Linked DNA regions of Homo sapiens: region 1 is linked to region 2. Evidence: read pairs that join two places in POLR2A ChIA-PET (ENCODE). Cell type or tissue: CD4-positive, alpha-beta T cell. All regions are shown on one strand.

Region 1 (5,000 bases), 66 kb after region 2:
CCTTAATGTATTTGAGTTTAGAATAAGTGTATAGTAGTCAGTGACAAGTCTAATATGATAATGTTTTCTTATTTCAAACAGCTAGTTAAAGGCCTTCAGCAAGAGCTGAATCGATTGTATTCCCTTTTCTGTTCTCGGAATCCAGACTTTGAAGAAAAAGGGGGTAAAGTCTCAATAGTATCACATTCCTTGGGATGTGTAATTACTTATGACATAATGACTGGCTGGAATCCAGTTCGGCTGTATGAACAGTTGCTGCAAAAGGAAGAAGAGTTGCCTGATGAACGATGGATGAGCTATGAAGAACGACATCTTCTTGATGAACTCTATATAACTAAACGACGGTAAAATATCCTCATCTTTTGAAAAATTTTTAAATGTCTTTATGGAATTACTGGACCTCTTACGAGAAAACTAAGAATTTCATGATAAAGAAATAATGCATTGTTCAAGATACAAAGATTACTATATAGCATGCCTAATCAAGCTGGAGACTGTTGATTTTCATGCTAATTACATGCATTTTCCTGTAGCATAAAATAAATTCTTTTGTTATTCTCCTTGTTTTCCTTTCATCGTTTCTTCACAGTTTGTTAGGAGTGAAATTTAAAACTTATTCCAAGCTTAGTCACTGCATAGAATCCTTATTGAAAATGTTTACCAGTTTATAATCCTTTGTAGTTTTACTGACCTTTTGAGGTGGGTTTCTACCTTTCTTATTATTCTGAAAATAATTTTTAAGTGCTTTTTTTAAGCAAATATATTTTTTTACATGTTATATGTATAAACATAATTATATGTGTTATATAATTATAAGATTTTATTATTTAATCATTTGTGGCCCTCCTGATACTATCTTTTAATTCTTTGCTGCATTCCTATCTTCATCTCTAGTTACATGCCTTATCTTCTTTGTTCTCTTTATATGATTAATTCTAATATAAAAATGAAAAATCACTCATTTTGATAATTTACTAGCATATTAAAACAAATGTGCTAATTGACTAAAATTTTTACTAGTTTTGTTTTTGTCTTACAGATGTTAACTAAGGATTTCATTTAGAATCTTATTAAGTACCATAGGCTAGACACACAAATATTATAGTGTCAAAATAATTGACAGGTTTGAAATAAAATGTCATGTTTGGCAATACTCGGAGCAGCATTTTAGATGTATAAATCCAGTAAAACTTTAAAAAAAGAAAAAAAAAGCATGGAAAATAACAAATTTTTTTTTTTTTTTTTTTTTTTGGAGACGGAGTCTTGCTCTGTTGCCCAGGCTGGAGTGCAGTGGCACGGTCTCAGCTCACTACAACCTCTTGTCTTCCAGGTTCAAGTGATTCTCCTGCCCCTGTCTCCCCAGTAGCTGGGATTACAGGCAACTGCTACCACGCCCGGCTCATTTTTGTATTTTTAGTAGAGATGAGATTTCACCATGTTGGCCAGGCTGGTCTTGAACTCCTGACCTTAAGTGATCCACCCACCTGAGCCTCCCAAAGTGCTGGGATTCCAGACATAAGCTACTGCGCCTGGCCAACTATAGCTTTTAAAAAATAATAATGATAATAATAACTTAATTCCATAGTTTACTAAATGTAAGTAGCTATGAAACATTGTAATTGAAAATGATGTTCATCAACAGAAGGGTTAGACTATATGGTTCACCTGTATTTTGGACAGTCATAGTTGTTACAAAAAAAAAATTGAAGTAGGTCAGGAGGCAATGAAATGAAAAGATCTCTAAACTCTTAAGTATAGAAAAGAGAGAACAGTATATATGGTATTAACCATTTGGTATAATTTTTTAAAAGATGTATATGTGCTTGTATATGACTCACATTTTACTACAAAAAAGCTGTTAACAGCAGGTATCATGACAACTAGCGGTACTTTACTAATTATTTCATAAATTTTTATATACTTTCTGTACTGTGGCAGAGACATTTATTAAATACTGTCAACCAGGATTAATGTGAGGGATAGTGGGCCATCATCTGCGTCTTTATACTTTAGTAAGCTAGCAAGCATCTAATATTTATGAAATTATAAATACGTGTGTGTATATAATCTCATACCCCTTCTTAGGCTGAAGGAAATAGAAGAACGGCTTCACGGATTGAAAGCATCATCTATGACACAAACACCTGCCTTAAAATTTAAGGTAAGGAAAGAGCAATGTGTTCTTCAACATTGATCTCAGTATTTTTTTTAACGTCATGTGAAATATGCCTTTAGGATTCAAATGAAAGTTTATTGTTCTTTCAAAATAAATATTTATTCAACATATACTATATGTTGGACACTGCCATTTCTGGTTGTACAAAGAAAAGAATAGACAAGTCAGTTCCCCAGTCCTCAGGTTATATGGCACAGTATTATTGATGCTATTATCAGTATACAGAACAATATATGTACAGGAGAGGGAGGTTCTAATTTTGCCTGCAAAAGTTTACAAAGGAGTGATATTTGTACTTGGTCTCAGTAAATTAGATATTGCCAAGTGAAAGAAAGGAGAGATGCTATTCTGTTTAAGAGGAATGGCATAAACAAAGGCATAGAGGGCTGTAACTTCATATACCTCAAGAAACATCAGCTAATCTAGAATAGTGGTAAAGAAAAATAGAGACAGATGAGAAATATTTACTATTTAGAATTAAGAAATCTTAATGACCACCTAGTTGGTCAGTGGTGAGAAAAAAATCAGAGGAAGTATATGAGTAATGATTCCAGGGATGGAAAGCTGACATTTCAATGGATGAACAATATATGACAAAAGCACAAGACAGAGGTGCACAGGTTAGCTTGGAGCTGTGTGAGCAAACTTAGTTTAGCTATAATATACAGAAGTCAGGACAAGGAGGCAGTGAGAGAGCAGGAATAGCTAGAAATAAGGAACTTACATTGATATAGGCATTGGGAAGCTTTGCAGGGTTTTTAAGTATTAGAATGACCTGTTGAAAGCAGTGATTTAGGAAAATGTGGCAGAGGTGTCAGCATTGACTAGACTATTGGAAAGGACATACCCTATAGCTGAATAACAAATAACTTGCTTGCAGTGTTAAATGGGAAATGTCATAAGTTTCCTAATACTCATTTCCTGTTGAGTATTTGCTCATGTCTAGTATACTGTATTACCTCTTCTTGAAATGTGTTTCTTTTCTCACAAGAACTTAACACACAGGTTAAGATGTGGAATGATGCAGAAATTTCTTTAAAACGTTAAGAGTTTTTAAATTGAATCTATCTCCATTACTTACAAAGTGTTTTTTTAAAAAAAATATATACCATACATTGTAAAACAATATGGTAAGTTATAACATATTTTTAAAAGCCGTAAGAGTATGGTCTTTGGAGTGATCCCATTGTAGAATTTGCATTTCATCTCTACTATCATTACTTTTTTTTTTTTTTTTTTTTTTTTTTGAGACAGAGTCTTGCTCTGTCACCCAGGCTGGAGTGCAGTGGCGTGATCTTGGCCCACTGCAACCTCCGCCCCTCCGATTCAAGTGATTCTCCTGCCTCAGCCTCCCGAGTAGCTGGGATTACAGGTGCCCGCCACCACGCCCAGCTAATTTTTGTATTTTTAGTAGAGACGGGGTTTCACCATGTTGGCCAGGCTGGTCTCGAACTCCTGACCTCGTGATCCGCCCGCCACGGCCTCCCAAAGTGCTGGGATTACAGGCGTGGGCCACCGCACCCAGCCTATCAGACTATTTTTATTCTCAAAAATAAACCAGGTTATGGCTGGGCACGGTGGCTCACACCTGTAATCCCAGCACTTTGGGAGGCTAAGGTGGGCGGATCACGAGGTCAGGAGATCGAGACTATCCTGACTAACACAGTAAAAGCCCATCTCTACTAAAAATACAAAAAAATTAGCTGGGCGTGGTGGCGGGCGCCTGTAGTTCCAGCTACTCAGGAGGCTGAGGCAGGAGAATAGCGTGAACCCAGGAGGCGGAGCTTGCAGTGAGCTGAGATCGCACTACTGCACTCCAGCCTGGGTGACAGAGCGAGACTCGGTCTCAAAAAATAAATAAATAAATGAAATAAAATAAACCAAGTTATTTCCCACCTTGGCTTTAGTTCATTTGGTTCTATCAGCCTGGAATGTTATTCTTTCCAGCACCAATATCCAACCCCAGCTGTAGAAACCTTTCTCGTCTTTTACTGGCCAATGCATATGCTACCTCCTCTGTAAAGCCTTCAAAGTTGGAATTATTTTTTTCACTCTCTTAAAGCATTATTTCCCTCTGTTATGCACGTATTTTATTCTGCTTTCCCCACAGGACTGTAAATTTTGAGTGCAGAAGCTGTGTCTTACTGGTCTTTATATCTATCACAGCACCGAGTGTATTACTTCACACAAAGTAGTACCTCAATAAATATTTGATTTGTGTATACAAATATATAAGAAAATGATCCTTATCTTCCTTTTATTCAACTTGTATTAGATTTAAAGATAATGAAGTATCTCATGGAAATAGATTATTCTAGAATGGTTAATGGTTGGCAGAGCCCATCTGGATAACTCTTATTAAAAACGAATATACTCAAAGATATTTTATTATTTGTATTTTGCCATATATTACGTTATGCCCAAATTTTGTTGAAAGATAACACTTCACCATTTTTAAACTTTAAGATGACTTTATCATTTTAGGTTGAGAATTTCTTCTGTATGGGATCCCCATTAGCAGTTTTCTTGGCGTTGCGTGGCATCCGCCCAGGAAATACTGGAAGTCAAGACCATATTTTGCCTAGAGAGATTTGTAACCGGTTACTAAATATTTTTCATCCTACAGATCCAGTGGTGAGTTGCAATATAGACTCTTTTTTTTCTCAATGTCAAATTGTTCCTAAAAAGAATCTATCAGCTGGGCACAGTGGCTCACGCTTGTAATCCCAGCACTTTGGGAGGCTGAGGCGGGCGCATCATCTGAGGTCAGGAGTTCAAGACCAGCCTGACCAATGTGGTGAAACCTCATCTCTACTAAAAATAC
Region 2 (5,000 bases):
GTTGGTCTGAGGACCTGAGGTCATAGGTGGATCTCCTCACGGAGTGAGGGCAAGGACAGGGGGCTGGTCTCCCAAAGGAGTCCCCCTGTCCCGGGTCTTCGGCACCAAATGTCATGCACGTCCATTTGAAGAGAGTCCACCAACAGGCTTTGTGTGAGCAACAAGGCTGTTTATTTCACCTGGGTGCAGGTTGGCTGAGTCTGAAAAAGGAGTCAGCAAATTGTGGTGGGATTATCATTAGTTCTTATAGGTTTGGGATAGGTGGGCCAGGGGTGGATCTCACAAAGTACATTCTCAAGGGCAGGGAGAATATTATAAAGTACCTTGTTAAGAGCAGGGGAATATCACAAAGTGCATTATCACAAGGGCAGGGAGGGTGTATTGTCATAAGGTCAGTTGATCAGTTAGGGTGGGGCAGGAACATATCACAATGGTGGAATGTTATCTTTTGTGGTTCTTCAGTTGCTTCAAGCCATCTGGATGTATACCTGCAGGTCACAGGGGATATGATGGCTCAGCTTGGGCTCAGAGGCCTGACATTATGCAGTTATGGGCTGTAGGTAGAAGTGATAGACTTTTGTATCAGAACTGTTGGCTTCTGGCCCTTTTTTGCTGACATAATACATATGGCCTAACTGAACCAGCTGTTGCACTTAATTTCTTATGCTCCTACAGTGGACTGAAGGTTAATATCTCCCCAAAATTTGTATGTTGAAATACTAAACCTCTAGGTGATGGTATTGGGGAAGTGGGGCCTTTGGGAAGTGATAAGGTCATACGGCAGAGTCCTGTGAATCGCATTAACACCCTGCTCCTTCCCCACTTCCACCATGTGAGGGCACAGTGAGAAGGCACAATGAACCAGAAAGTGGACCCTCACCAGACACCAAATCTGCTGGTGCCTTGATCTTAGACTTGGCAGTCTCCAGAGATGTGAGACATAAGTTTCCATTGTTAAAAGCTACCAACTTTATGGTATTTTATTACAGCAGCCTAGATGGACTAAGACAGATCCTTAGTCTCCATATATTAGTCCATTCTTATGCTGCTATGAAGAAATATCCAAGACTTGGTCATTTATAAAGGAAAGGGGTTTAATTGACTCACAGTTCCACGTGGCTGGGGAGGCCTCAGGAAACTTACAATCATGGTGGAAAGGGAAGCAAACTCGTCCTTCTTCACATGGTAGGAGGAGAGAGAAATATAGAGCGAAGAGGGGAAAGCCCCTTATAAAACCATTAGATCTCGTGAGAACTCACTGTCAGAATAGCATGGGGCAACCACCCGCGTGTTCTGTTCACCTCCCATGAGGTTCCTCCCCCAACACGTGAAGATTACAATTTGAATTACAGTTCAAGATGAGATTTTGGGTGGGGACATGGCCAAACCATGTCATTCCACCTTTCTTATTCTGTCTTGGTTCATACAACTATACAACTCAATGTAAAAACAGACTCTTAAGGATCTATTTTCACATAAAAAGACCTACCTTTTACTAATAACACCAGGAAGTAAATCAGAGCATTGAGTTAGCTTGCCAGTCATTGTGTGTCTGTAGCGATCTTACCTTCAGGTCTTAGTATGTATTTGTTTTTTGATTCTCTGGGCTTCCTTCTCCAGCTGTCATGGCATAAGGTTTTTATTTTAGAAGACTTGGTGGGGAAAATGGTGTTTAGTTCTACCAAATGGCTGAGGATTCTTCACGGTTAGTCTTGATGTAGCTGTGTGTAACTACTGCATGTGGATTTAGAAACTTCAAACAATATTCCACAAATTAAAATAATGCCATAATTTGGCATGAGATTTTGTAGTTTACAAAGTACTTTCACATACATTATTTTATTAATCCCCATTGTAACCCTGCAGTGAGACAATATCTTCATGTTATAGATGATAAGCTGAGGCTCAGAGAGGTTAAGGGGTGAACTGGAATTTTAGGCTAGGCCTCCTGAGTCCTTAACCCAGTTCTTTTTCTACTGTTGTACAGTCTGCAACTTCACTGTTTACACGATTTGAGCAGATAATGAAGCTTAGGTTGCCAATAATACTTAATATCCTGGATTATTTTGTAACCTGTGTAAAATTTCCTCACTCAACTTTATTGCTATGTATTCCTCCTGTTTGATGATTTTCTAAATAAATTTCTCAATTGTCTGGTAACTTTAGTTTCTTAAGTGTTTCTTCTGCTTTTTTAAAAAAACATATGTTCAAGCGTTTACATCTGTGCTTGTTAGCATTATGAATTTTGACTACACAAATCTTTTTCTCCTTTTTCTCTGTTCTTTTTTAAAAAATTTTAGTTTCTCTTTTGATTTCAACCCGTTAGAGCTTAAATTCTCACGTGATTGTTTTATTTATAGCTAGTTAATCCTCCTGACTAGTAACTATTTTGACAGTCTGACATTTGTTTGCCATCTTCTAAACGCTGTGCTTCTCTTTTGTAACGTGAATTGTTTTCTTTCAATACATTTTTTCAAAACTTTAATTTCATTAATTCAACAAATAGTTAATATTTACTAGGTAAAAAAAAAGATGGGAATGACCACTTCTACGTCAAGTAAAAAGCTTTCCAGAGAAATTGATGCTTGATATGAGTCTTAAAGAAAGATGTTACATCAGCCGGGTGGGTGGCTCATGCCTATAATCCCAGCACTTTGGGAGGCCAAGGTGGATGGATTGCTTGAGCCCAGGAGTTCAAGAGCATCCTGGATAACATGATGAAACCCCATCTCTACTAAAAATACAAAAAATTAGCTGGGGATGGTGGCGCATGCCTGTAGTCCCAGCTACTTGGGAGCTGAAGTGGGAGGATTACCTGAGCCCGGGAAGTCGAGGCTGCAGTGACCCGTGATTGCTCCACTGCACTGCACTCTAGCCTGGGAGATGGGAGTGAGACCCTGTCTCAAAAAGAGTAAAATAGGGTATGCAGACACTACATTTAGATGTATTATAATGAAAATGTTTGAATTCATATTCACTTCTATTTCACCCTTTCAATTTTTCTATTTTTGTGTATCATAATGAATCAAACATTTTAGAACAATAATATATATACATAATTTGTAAATATGTATACATAAAAATACTGAAAATATTTTTACCTTGGGTAAATGATCAGATTTAGAGAATTAACTGTTTTTAACTAGTTGGGAACCAGTGATCACTTATGCAAGGACTGTGTTTTGTGATATATAACTTGAAGAACTTAAAGTACATATTTCTGGACCCTATCTTCAGAGACTGGTTTATTAAGTTTGGGAAGGAATCTTAAAAAATCCATCTTTGCTGGGCGCGGTGGCTCACGCCTGTAATCCCAGCACTTTGGGAGGCCAAGGCAGGCAGATCACGAGGTCAGGAGTTCGAGACCAGCCTGGTCAACATGGTGAAACCCTGTCTCTACTAAAGATACAAAAAATTAGCCGGGCATGGTAGTGGGTACCTGTAATCCCAGCTACTCGGGAGACTGAGGCAGGAGAATCATATGAACCCAGGAGGCGGAGGTTGCAATGAGCCAAGATCACACCATGGCCCTCCAGCCTGGGTGACAGGGCGAGATTCCATCTCAAAAAAAAAAAAAAAAATCCATCTTTTAATTTAATTCCTCAGGTGATTCTGACTATAGGCCAGGTTTAGAAACCACAGGTTTAAATCATGGAAAATATGTAGAGTAGAAAGAGAAAATAGAAAAGTTTGAATGACACTGTGCTGATATTAAAAGTTTCAACTATGTTAATACATATTCTTTTGATTTTAATAATCTGATAGAATGGCTATAATCAGTGTGGAATTGATTGTATCTACTAAGCTAAAATCAACACTGAAAATTCAGACAACTGTTTTACGGTTGTATACTCCATTTTATTTAGCAAGGTTTTTCTTCCATATCTATGCAGGTTATATCAAATATTTTTTTTCTTAGCTAAGTACCTAGAGAGAAATTTTTCCCTAAGCATATAAAATTCTGCATTGCCTAGATCCACCAAAATATTAAACTTGGAAGAGTTGATATAAAATGGCCTGTGATTTAAAGTCTCTTCTCCAAATTGAGATGCAAAGAATTGAGAATATATAAAAGCTACCTCCATGAATTAAAATTTGCAAAAAGGCTAAGAGTCTTATGTTGGAGTCCTTGCCCTGATACCTCAGATTGTGACAGTATTTGAAGATAAGACCTATAAAAGAGGTGATAAAGTTAAATTGAGACATTTAGGGTAGGTCCTAAACTTCCCTAATCCAGTCTGACTGGTGTCTTCACAAGAGGAGGGAATTTGGGCACACAGAGACACGAGAGACACACCCACACACCCACACACGCAGAGGAAAGGCCATAAGAAGACACAGCAAGAAGATGACCATCTGCAAGCCAAGGAGAGAGGCCTTAGATCAAACCAGACCTGCTGACACCTTAATCTTGGACTTATAGCATCTAGAACTATGAGATAATAAATTACTGTTGTTTAAGCCGCTCAATCTTTAGTATTTTGTACAGCAGCCCTAGCTAACTAATACAGAGACAATAAATCTTTTCATTAATTTTACAGCTACACTGCTGAAGCACTAAGACATATATGCAGGTTTTAAAACCCTTACAGCCTTGTTTCTTGAATCAAAATTAGTAAATGGTATTTAGGGTATACTTACATTGTCCGGAATTCTTTACCTCTATCAAAGTGGTTTGTAAATACTATTGACATTATCCCTTGTTGAAGCATTATTTAGTATTCTTAGCATGACTGTTATTTTCAAATGCGATCCCAGTTATATTTTGAGGTATAGGTATTTTTTATGTAAGATAAAATTCTATATAATTGCTAACTACTATCCAACTTAGCAGCCAAGCTAAATAATTATTAGGATAATGATTAATTACTTTTGTCCTGCATTATTCTTTTAGATTACAGTTTCTAGCTAGTGAATGAACAAGTATTCAGGTATTCTAATGCAAGGTAGCATTTTGATGCTAGATCCTAAGTTACTACCTTTCATTCCATTTACCAATT

The links. ChIA-PET counts read pairs that join two places held together with the same protein. Peaks named below come from ENCODE experiments on the same cell type or tissue, not always from the same donor. Only the 100,000 strongest peaks of a DNase experiment are listed, where the experiment ranks them.
Region 1: POLR2A ChIA-PET joins it to region 2 with 5 read pairs; 3 of 35 experiments call an interaction of 5 or more read pairs at or near these places.

Annotation. Positions count from the first base shown.
Region 1 is chr14:53,058,287-53,063,286 of GRCh38, reverse strand. It overlaps DDHD1 (DDHD domain containing 1), which reads left to right. Exons shown (of 13, transcript NM_001160148.2): 7 at 82-344; 8 at 2,086-2,161; 9 at 4,661-4,810. Among named protein-coding and RNA genes, the nearest start is that of DDHD1, 93 kb to the left of the region's middle. In CD4-positive, alpha-beta T cell, no CTCF peak of the experiment used is centred here; no DNase peak of the experiment used is centred here.
Region 2 is chr14:53,124,284-53,129,283 of GRCh38, reverse strand. All of the region lies in intron 1 of DDHD1 (DDHD domain containing 1), which reads left to right. Among named protein-coding and RNA genes, the nearest start is that of DDHD1, 27 kb to the left of the region's middle. In CD4-positive, alpha-beta T cell, no CTCF peak of the experiment used is centred here; no DNase peak of the experiment used is centred here; H3K4me3 peaks cover 633 bases; H3K27ac peaks cover 351 bases.